2 separate regions of the Mus musculus genome follow, and region 2 is linked to region 1. A link is a loop called in an ENCODE intact Hi-C map of the cell type or tissue named here. Cell type or tissue: left cerebral cortex. All regions are shown on one strand.

Region 1 (5,000 bases):
CTATATAAAAGATAGATCCTATATTTACCAAATGATAGCTTTATCTTCACATGTTGAAGTCCAGTGATCTATACGTGATCCTATATCTATTATTTTATGAACTGGGAATTTATTTAACCTCTTAAATATTTTCCATTTTATTCACAACATGTGACTGTAACATCTACACACAATTTCAAAGAACCAACGTGGAGAAAGCATTTGCTACAGTGCATATATCAAGCTCAGCTATAAGCATGCTCATTTTTACCATAGTAGTACATTTTCATTAGCATACATGGACAATTTACACCAAATCTATTTTGGAGCTACCCTTGTTTTAGAGAAAACAATTTATTCCCACAGGACTATAAGGCTAGGTATAAAAATAATTTCTTGGCAAACTATTTGTATTTATTGATGGATGTTCTCTAAACACATGTAAATTCGTGTATACTAAACATACTTTCAAGTCTAGACCATGTTTATAAATACTTTCAATTTATATAAGCCTATTACAAAGAGAAGAGAAAATAAACTACATAATAAACTATAGATACCCAGAAATGAAACTAAATACAATCCTGGTGACTAGTTATAAGACATTTATGATTATGTGGGGAGGGAGAATGTGCTAATAAAAATGAGTCATAAAACATTAAAATATAGGAAAATGTGAAAATTAAGCACATAAAACATCAATTTCAGAATATAGAAAATTAGAAAGCTCTAGCTTACAAAGACACATTAGGGAAGACTTGAGAGCAAAGCCATTTTGCTCACCATGCCATGTGGCTTCCTTTCAGCATCTGGGTTTGGTCTTTTCAGATTAGGAAAGGGGGAAAGCAATGCAGAGGAATGCAGAAGGTACTCTGTGTGTGTGTGTGTGTGTGTGTGTGTATGTGTGGTCAGGCTTGGGAAAATTTGTCCTTTACTTTGAGGAAGCCAGTCATATGAACCTGAGATGAGATAAACTTAACCATGTGGCAGGCCTCAGACTAGTTTAAACAGAATAGCTGAGTTATCAGCTAGCAGAAACAAGCCAAAGGGTCTAGGCATTTATTCATATATAAGAAGTCTCAGAGTCTTTATTTTGGGGAACTAGGGTGTGGGTGGGCTTCAGAACCACCTTGGGCCTCAGTCCTCAGGTGTCTCTAACTTCCTTTTGGACAGATGGAGCTTATTAAGTGAGGGGGATTGGACTTAGCCTCAGGAATTTACCTATCTCCTCTTCCCCAGTGCTGGGATTACAAGTGTGGGCTACCACACTCAGCTATTTTTATACGGGTTCTGGGGACTGAGCTCAGGTACTCCTGCCTCAGCCACTTATTGGATGAGCTGTCTCATTGGTCTGTGTTTCTGAATTTTAAACATGTTAGTTTCAACACTAAACTTTTATTTATAAAACAAGAAGGGGGTCAGCTTCCAGCTTCCAATTTTTCAGTAAGAATTCTACTAAAATCAATAAGTGATAGTTCTTGGAATTTTTACATAGAACAATGTAACCCAGTCCTTTCAGGCAGAAGAACAGCCTCACACGGAAGGCTAACTTAATTTCTTAAGCACGAGACCAAAGAGGCACCGAAGGATACATAAAGACAATCTGATGGGAGATCTTGGGCAAGTTATTTCTCATTTCTATTCCCTGGGATCTTCATTGCATAATAGCATCTGCCATCTATGGTATTCTCTGAGCAATGCCAGTGCCAGCAAATAAGCAACAGTGAACAGATCCATTGTCTGCCAGGAATTGGGAGGAACCCCAAGTTAGAAACTGACTGTATGCTATCACGACAAGAAGGAAATCTTATTTAACTAAGGCCTTCACACGTGAGGCATGTCTCGGAGAACTCAGACCTTAATTAGAGGCAGGCATTTTTCTGGGGAGATTATGAGTTCTCATTGTTTTCAGGCGCTCTGGAGGCTATGCAGGCTGGTGAGGCATGCTCACCTGCATCCAAAAAGCCCCAATTAAACCATTAATTAGAGACCAATTAGTTTCTGCAATGTATGAGATCTACTCTAAGTATAATAAACTTAAGAGAGGCAAGACCAGAAGAAAACGGTATAGGCAGAAATGGGTAGCAAAGTCAAAAGAAGGTTAAATTCAAGAAAAGTAACATTATTTAAATAATGTAATAGACGGTCCTTAAGAAAACACTCTTGGATATCAAATTATACTCATTTTTGTTTTATCACTGACTTTTATTAACAGGTACCTTTTTTTTATATCAGGCAGTAAAAGCTATAAAACCCATCACTTGCCTGTTTTTCCTGGCTGCCAGGAGTCAGAGCTAGCTTTATTATCACCGCTGAATTAAAGCTCCTTCTCAGAGCTTCTAGAGGTCATCATTATTAAAAGAATGTTTGGCAGAAGACTGGCCTCATGTGACCACAAATCCAAACAGAAACTGGTCAGATGAAGCCCTTTAAAGCGAAGCTTGCAAAAAAGGTTGGGATTGGAAGGGCAGACATGACTGGTGGCAGGATAAAGCTGGTTTCAAAATGACTGCGGAAACAGATGCAGGGAATATTTTGTTTCTGGCCGAGCAAAGGAGTCTGCAAGGGGAAGCAGTCAGTGTTCAGCCCAGGCACTGAAGTCTTCAGTCACAGGTCTGTCCTGACAGCTGTGGGTGCTTCCAGTAGGTGGCAGCACGGCATCGCTAATCCTATAGCAAGCTATGCCCCGGTCACTCCAGGAAAACTTAACCTTTTTGCAAAAAACCAAAACAATGTCCCTCTGCAATAAGCCTGTAGAAGATAAGTATACACAACAGCCCCCAAGGGAGGAATTCGACATTCTCAGTCATGGCCGAGGGCATTCCTAGACTTAGCAAAGTACAAAGGTCAAGGATGAAGCAGGGGTCCCACTTAGCACGTTTAGTTTCTGGGCTGGGCTCCTGGTACCTCGAGGAAGAATCTGGGTAGGCGAGCTCACGTGGGATGTGGGTGACTTAAAAAGAGACATGGCTTTCATTCATCCTGAAGGAGGCTGATCTGTGCACTGACAGGGGAAGTAGCATTTCTACTCAGGTAGCAGCATGGCTGTGTGCTCTGTGCTCTGCTGGCTTTATGCATCACCATCTTACTGCCCTTGGCCTATGGACCCTTCCTTTCCGAGGTTGGATGGCTCCATGCTGACGCTTCCCCAGGTCTGTTTGTTTACTCCCACCCTTTCTGTTAAGCTTCCTGTTGTGTCTTAGACACATCTGCTCTGAAGTCCCACAGGCATCTTACACATATCCTCACACTGTAGCCCAGTCCTCCCCGTTCCCCTACCTTACTTGCTGATTCTGTGTGTAGATGCTCCAGGGTCATCCTTAACTCCCGTTCCTCTGCCTCTGACATTCAACCATTACTTAAGTTGAGCTGGTTTTTAAACTCCGTCTTACTTCCCATATCTGTTTTTATTCCTGCTAGCTCTGAGCAGAATCATGACCACACCTTCAGCAATCACTTTACAACTGAGAACATTTACAACTGAGGTCCTACTCAGTTGGGGCTACTGCAGTGAATGCTATAAAAAGAGCCCTTGCCTATGGAGGTCCCATTCTATTGTGGGTAGACAAGGTGAACAATCAGATATAAAATAGGTTAGGTATATGATAACAGGAGATAAGTGAGGGCAAGGGAAATGATGAAGGGGATGTTTCGAGTTATAGGCAAGAAAGTGGCACCCACAGCTTACCACAGGGGATCTCACTTCCCCCAGACCTCATCTTTCAGGGTCCCTCACTTTCTGCTTGAATGGCTCTTCCCCAACTCTGGATAAATCCACTTAGTATTTAAATTATGCATCACTTCCTTACAAATTCTTCCTTGATTGTTCACCTCTCAGGATGATTAGGGAAATGTGAAAATGCGTAGGATATTTCCTTGACAAAGTTCTCTATTAATGTGGTATAAAACTTGAGCTACTCATTTTCTATGACAAATCATTTGGGACTTTTAAAGCTTTAAAGCTCAACATAAAAAAAACTTACTGCAATATAATTCAGCTACCATACAATTTCCATATTTGAAGTATAGAGTTCAAGATCATTTAATATATCCAGAGTTGTACAGCCATCTGCAAAATCTATTTTAGAACATGTTACTCATTCCCAAAAGAAATCCTGAGTCCACATCTTCATTTTCTCACAAGCTCCAAACAGTAAGTAACTGCTAGCTCTGAAGATTTGCCAATTTTTGATATTTCGCACAGAGTCACATACAATGTAGCCATTCATGGCCAGCTTCTTTAATTTAGCCTCATGTGTAAAGGTTCATCATATATTAAATTTCATATTATGGCCACATAATATCTATTGTATGTATTCACATTTCATTCACCCATCAGTTAACACTGTTATAAAATTTGGGTAAAACTTTTTTAGTGCATTTATTTTTGATTTCTCTTGGGTAGAATCTCTGAATCATATGATAAGTCTATTTTTAACTTTTTGAAGAAGGGATAAACTGTTCTTCAAGGCCACTGTACCTTCCATTTTCCCACTAGCACTAGTTCCTCTATATTCTTATCAAAACATAAAATTATTTTTATTTTATGTATATGGGCATTTGCTGGCATGTATGCCTGCACCTTGAGTGTGCATTGTTCATAGAGGCTAGAAGAGGGCACTGAGTTCCTTGGAACTGGAATTACAAATGGTTGTGAGCCACTATGTGGGTGCTTGGAATTGAACCTGAGTCATCTGGAGGAGCAGTCAGTGCTCTTAGCCAAAGAGCCAACTCTACCCCCCCCCTTTTTTATTTGGACTGTGCAGGCAGGCTTATCTCAGTGTGGTGTTGATTTTCATTTCTCTAATAACAGATTATGGTGAGCATCTTTTCATGCTCACCATAAATCATCCACATGCAGATCTTCATGGCATAAATGTCTTTGATAACATTTTAACAGATTATTTTTAAAAAGAGGTTTTAGTCACACAAAGTTGAAAAAAGTAAGTTAGTATAAAGTTCTCAAGTAACTTATATTCATTATTCCTACTAACATCTTATATTAGTATGGCACATTTATC
Region 2 (5,000 bases), 250 kb after region 1:
AGTAGTTACCACACACCCCAAAAGTGATCATAGCGAGGCCAGAGAAGGGCAGGAGAGTCTAAGTGCTGTGACGGGGACTCCCCTGAGGGATGGAAAGGACCAGGAGGTGGAGCCAAGGAAGCTGAGGAAGGTGATCAAAGCTGTTTGGTTTGTAATTTCTCCACCTCAACCGAAGGCTGTAGGGGAAGCAGGAGTCTTCTACAGAGCCCTGGTACAATTCTAAACAAATGTCAAACTCATGTCATGCATCATAACATAGTCCCCTTGCTACAAGTTCTCCAGGTGACAGAGTCACAGACACAAGCTCAGGTAGGAGAGGAGTGACAGAGGGGAATCAGTGCAACAGCTCTTGGCAAGCAAGCCTGGCTCTCTAGGCCTCTGCTCCCCTTGCCACACCATAGCATCCCTATCCACAATAACATGTGAATTACCTGCCTCAAGAGCAGTTTGACACATCAATCCCTACACCTTAAGAAAAAGTCTAAGTTAACGAGATGATGTAAATCAGACTGCCCTGGACCCAAACACAGGTATTATCACTCACTTCTGATCAACAAACATGGAGGGAGGGAGGAAGGAAGGGGCACGTGGGGAAGGTGATAAGAGTTCTATCTTTTTTTTTTGTCTTTTGCCAGTGGGCTCTTCTATGCTTTAGACATAGCAGGTGCACAATAAATACTTCCATATCATATTCTTTTCATCTCAATATTTCCTGTGTATTTACCAAGATCGAATTCTCTTTTACATTTTTTTCCTGAAAGAAATATGCATGTGGCAGATGTTTAACAGCTATATATCAACAGTGAATGAAATGATGTAAGTACATAATTTGGTTATAAAGTTTATAAAGTGCTTTAAGCTGACAGAAATCATGCATATGTAGACTGTAAATGGACATAAAACATAAAATATCTCTGTAACAAAACTATCCTTTTTTTTTCCCCTTCTTGATTCATCACTCTCAGAGGAGGGGCTCCCTTGGTATTTCCTCCTCTATAAGGTAGTTGGCACCGTACCATGCAACAAGAAGACGAAGGGTGTCTCTGTTTAGAGGACACAAATGCCCAGGCAGGTCAAAATGGAGACTTGACTTCCTGTCCTAGGAAATACAGTTCACCCAAATGTGTTCATAAGTGGGCTGCCATCCATGACAACTGTACCCAGAGACCAATGCTCAACAGCGGCACACAACGGCTAGCAACTAGGAGATTTTGATTTAGTTCATAGTTTTGTAAAAGGTAGAATGAAATTTCCAGAGTGATCGGGATGCTGCTTTCTGGGGGAAGTCTCCCTCTTGCCTTCCCCTGGAGCTTGGGTATAGGACGTGTCATGGTGCTTCTGAGTGGGCTCCTGCTAGTGGTGCAGAAGCTGGTGACAGAAACAGGTAGGGACAATGGCACAGCTGCTAATGGGGACATTTAAATCAGCTCCTATTCTTCCCCTGCCATCATGCAAAGCCCCTTTACTGCTCTAAAACAAATACAGCTTAATTCTATTTCCTGCCTGCCTTTGTATAATTTTGACATGTCCTCAGTCAAACACGACCCAGTCCTTCAATCAGGCCCTATTTTTCTAGAGATGAGGAAACAAGAGGAAGCGAAAGCAATTATTGAAAACTCATAAGCAGCAGCTTTAGCCTAATTACCTTGACTTTCCTTTTTAATTTTTCTATCGATTGTCTCCTGCTAATATGTGAGTATTGACTGAGCTGGTGGAGCCTGGAGCAGCCACGATAAGAGCAGATGCCACGGGGAAGCAGGATGTAATTAGGAGGCCCTGCACTCCGCTTTGGAATCACACATGCACAGGCAAGGCTCTGGTTGGTCCCTCTTAAGCAGGGAAGCAGCTTCCTTCAGCATGGCTGCTGTCTGCTGTGTCTTTGCCACCAGAGGGCAGCTGGGAAAAGGAAAAACTACTCCATGTTCTTTGTCCCTCTTTTGAGTTTAAAATAATGTGTTTCTCATATTTCTCCACACATTATCTACCAAAACTCCCTGGTCTATATAACTCCAAGAAGATGAGGTGGCACTGTTTTGAGTGGCAAAAAGTATCCCCCCCCCTTTTTTTTTTCAAATGCTACTGGATCAAGCCTCATCTTAAACAACCAAGTAACCCTGGGTGGTTTATCTGAATATTCATGTACCATTGACAACCGCTCACAACTCTGGGCTTTTTTTTTGCTTGGAGAAAAACAAAAGTTTCTTAACAAAAGTTTCTTGCTTTAGTGTATACAATTTGTTTTTAAATTATATCTGTAAGGTAGTGTAAACATGTTTTAAAATATATCTAAGTTTTCTCTAGCAGTAATAATACTTTGTCATCTTAAATTGCTATCACAGTATGTGTGGCTCACTATGAGAAAACACAGTTTAATAAAGCTGTATGCTAGGTTTTATAGGGATCAAGATGACCCCAGTGAACCAAGGTGTCATGTTTGGTCCTGTTTTATTTTATCTTCTTTAGAAACCCTGGGAAGCAACCAAGTAGTAACAATTAGCAATGCTTAATGGACTTTGAATACAGCTGCGAAAACTGTTAATTAAGCAAAATGTAAGCATGGGTGAAACTCTATAGGAATGGAAAGAAAAATATGAATGAAAAAACGCTAGGCAGAAACATGAAGAAAAGTGGAAGGCTAAAGACAGACACAGCATAGACAGAGCTGGGAAATGAGAGTCTTGAAATGTTAACACAGCCACAGGAATGACACAGGAATGACCAAGGTGCATCCATTATGAAGTGACAGTTATACACACAGTATGGACATTTAGTAAATAATAAACTCATTTATATTAAAATAACCTCACGATACCTGAGGGAATCAATGTAGTCCCCAAGTCACAGGCATAAGGATATCACCCATCAGATCAGCAATCACAATTCACTAGACGGTACTGAGAAACAAACTCAGCCTACAGTGTGAATAACTGATTAGAACTGCATCAAATAATGCCATAGGTGTTCATGATACAGATTTCAAATTGGATTTATTGAAATGATGTTTGAAGTAGCTGGCATAATACTTAAGGTTCAAAAGCTGGAGAACATCCTAGGACTTTACATGACTAGATCTGGAAGTATAATATTGTGCTCTGCACAAGACTTGATTAGCATATTAGTGTTCCTTCTAAGTAGTCCAGGAAACTATTCTAGGATGGCACAATGTCCCAGATGGCGGATGCAAAGGCAGGTATAATTTGGGCTTTCTTTTTTTTTTAAGGATTTATTTATTTATTATATGTAAGTACACTGTTGCTGTCTTCAGACACTCCAGAGAGGGCGTCAGATCTCATTACAGATGGTTGTGAGCCACCATGTGGTTGCTGGGATTTGAACTCAGGACCTTAGGAAGAGCAGTCAGTGCTCTTAACCGCTGAGCCATCTCTCCAGTCCATTGGGCTTTCTTTTTACAAAGGTCTAATGTAGAAAAACAAGTCACTATGATAGGATGTGATATGAACCACAATTATATAAGAACAAAATGTAGAGACAGCTAAAGAAAGAAAGTCATGTTGGATGTGTCTTAATGAATAATTGAAAAGGCTGCCAGGAGAGAAGGAAAGTTGTAGCAGTGAGTACAGAGCCTGGGAAGTTTAGGTTCACTGAGTCCTCACAAAGGGAAAGAGAGAGACGAGCCAGTGCTGATAAGAGTAGACCTGTCATGGTTCCCAGTTGGGTAGGACTATTGATTGCTTTCTTGCCTTGGCAGCTTACATAGCACCTTCTGGTACTATGAGAGTCAGTCCTTAGGAGGCAGGACTGTAGGTCAGTTCCAGCTCTATCTTTACCTGCCTATATCCCTAGTCTGTGGTATCTACAGCAATAAGGACTTACTTAAGTCTTTAAGTCTTTAAGTCTTGGGAGACAACCAAGGGTGATGGCAATAGTCTGTATTAATGGGGTTTCACTTGAACTTTGTCGACCAACAACTGGCACTCACATTTTTCTTAGAGAGTCTATGGCTCTTGAGGGAGCATTATCACTCTGTATGGTATGACTTCATTAAAAAATGCATGTTGTGTTTACTAACTTTTAAGTAAACTTATAAATGTTTCCCTATGTGTTTTTCAAACACACCTTAAATATTATCTATTCTTCCTTTCTCACTCTCTATTGCTCCCCTCTCCTACTCCAGTTAGGAGTAGCACTCTCATCATTGTTCCCATTTCTTCCCTTATAGCAAGGGGAAGATTGCCCCAATGGTTTAATAGTGGTACAGCTATCTTGAAAGTAACCAACAGCTGTCTGATTGGACTTAAAGCCTAATCAAGAGGAGTAAATTCTAAATCCTGGTAATATAAACTTAACCAACCACCCATGGTTGGAGAGGTCAAAAAACCCTAGAGAAGAATCTACTATAGCCACTGTCCTAAATCAATAAAATGTACAATTGTATTCTAAATACTTAAAACAACAGGTGAGTGTTGTTTTCACCAAAGAAGCTTCTTTTTGCAGCATGTGCAAGCACTTGGTCAAAATGCAGAAAATAAGTGGCTGTGAAGATAGGGTGTCCAGGTCTAACTGATATATTTGCATTGCAACCCCCACACCTATGACTCAGGGAACATTACAGAATACAGGGCAGACAGATTGTAAGGACCAGAGGCCCATGACACCTGCTCCTACATAGTGTCATCTAGATATGATGGAGGAGCTATACCCACGAAATCTCAACAATATGGTTACCTAAATAAGACTTGAATAAGGCCACCTCTAGGTGACAACAAGCCAACGACGATTTCGCAGGGTCAAGCCCCTAAATGTAGAGTTACAGGCAACAGCTGGCTGCTAAGGCAGTGAAAATCAGTCTTCCTCAGGGATAAGACCCCACAGGTTATCTAATCCCAAGTGCTCAGCCCTAAACACATGCACAGCCAAGCAAGCCTGAACTTGAGAGGGAGTTAAAGGTCATGCAAGGATTTGAAGGGGTCAGAGGGAAGGGTGGAAATGGTGTAAATACAGCACGCATCTATGAAATTCTCAAAAATAGAAAAGTAGAA

Evidence for each region. Peaks named below come from ENCODE experiments on the same cell type or tissue, not always from the same donor. Only the 100,000 strongest peaks of a DNase experiment are listed, where the experiment ranks them.
Region 2: a loop joins it to region 1, with 2.2 times the contacts of the local background. A loop is called at or near these places in 8 of 42 quality-filtered maps.

The regions. Positions count from the first base shown.
Region 1 is chr6:33,927,537-33,932,536 of GRCm38, reverse strand. All of the region lies in intron 17 of Exoc4 (exocyst complex component 4), which reads right to left. Among named protein-coding and RNA genes, the nearest start is that of Gm13853, 62 kb to the left of the region's middle. In left cerebral cortex, a CTCF peak has its summit at 2,611 (motif pointing right); a DNase peak (open chromatin) is centred at 2,615; H3K27ac peaks cover 880 bases.
Region 2 is chr6:33,678,818-33,683,817 of GRCm38, reverse strand. All of the region lies in intron 10 of Exoc4 (exocyst complex component 4), which reads right to left. Among named protein-coding and RNA genes, the nearest start is that of Gm38785, 240 kb to the right of the region's middle. In left cerebral cortex, a CTCF peak has its summit at 1,881 (motif pointing right); a DNase peak (open chromatin) is centred at 1,851.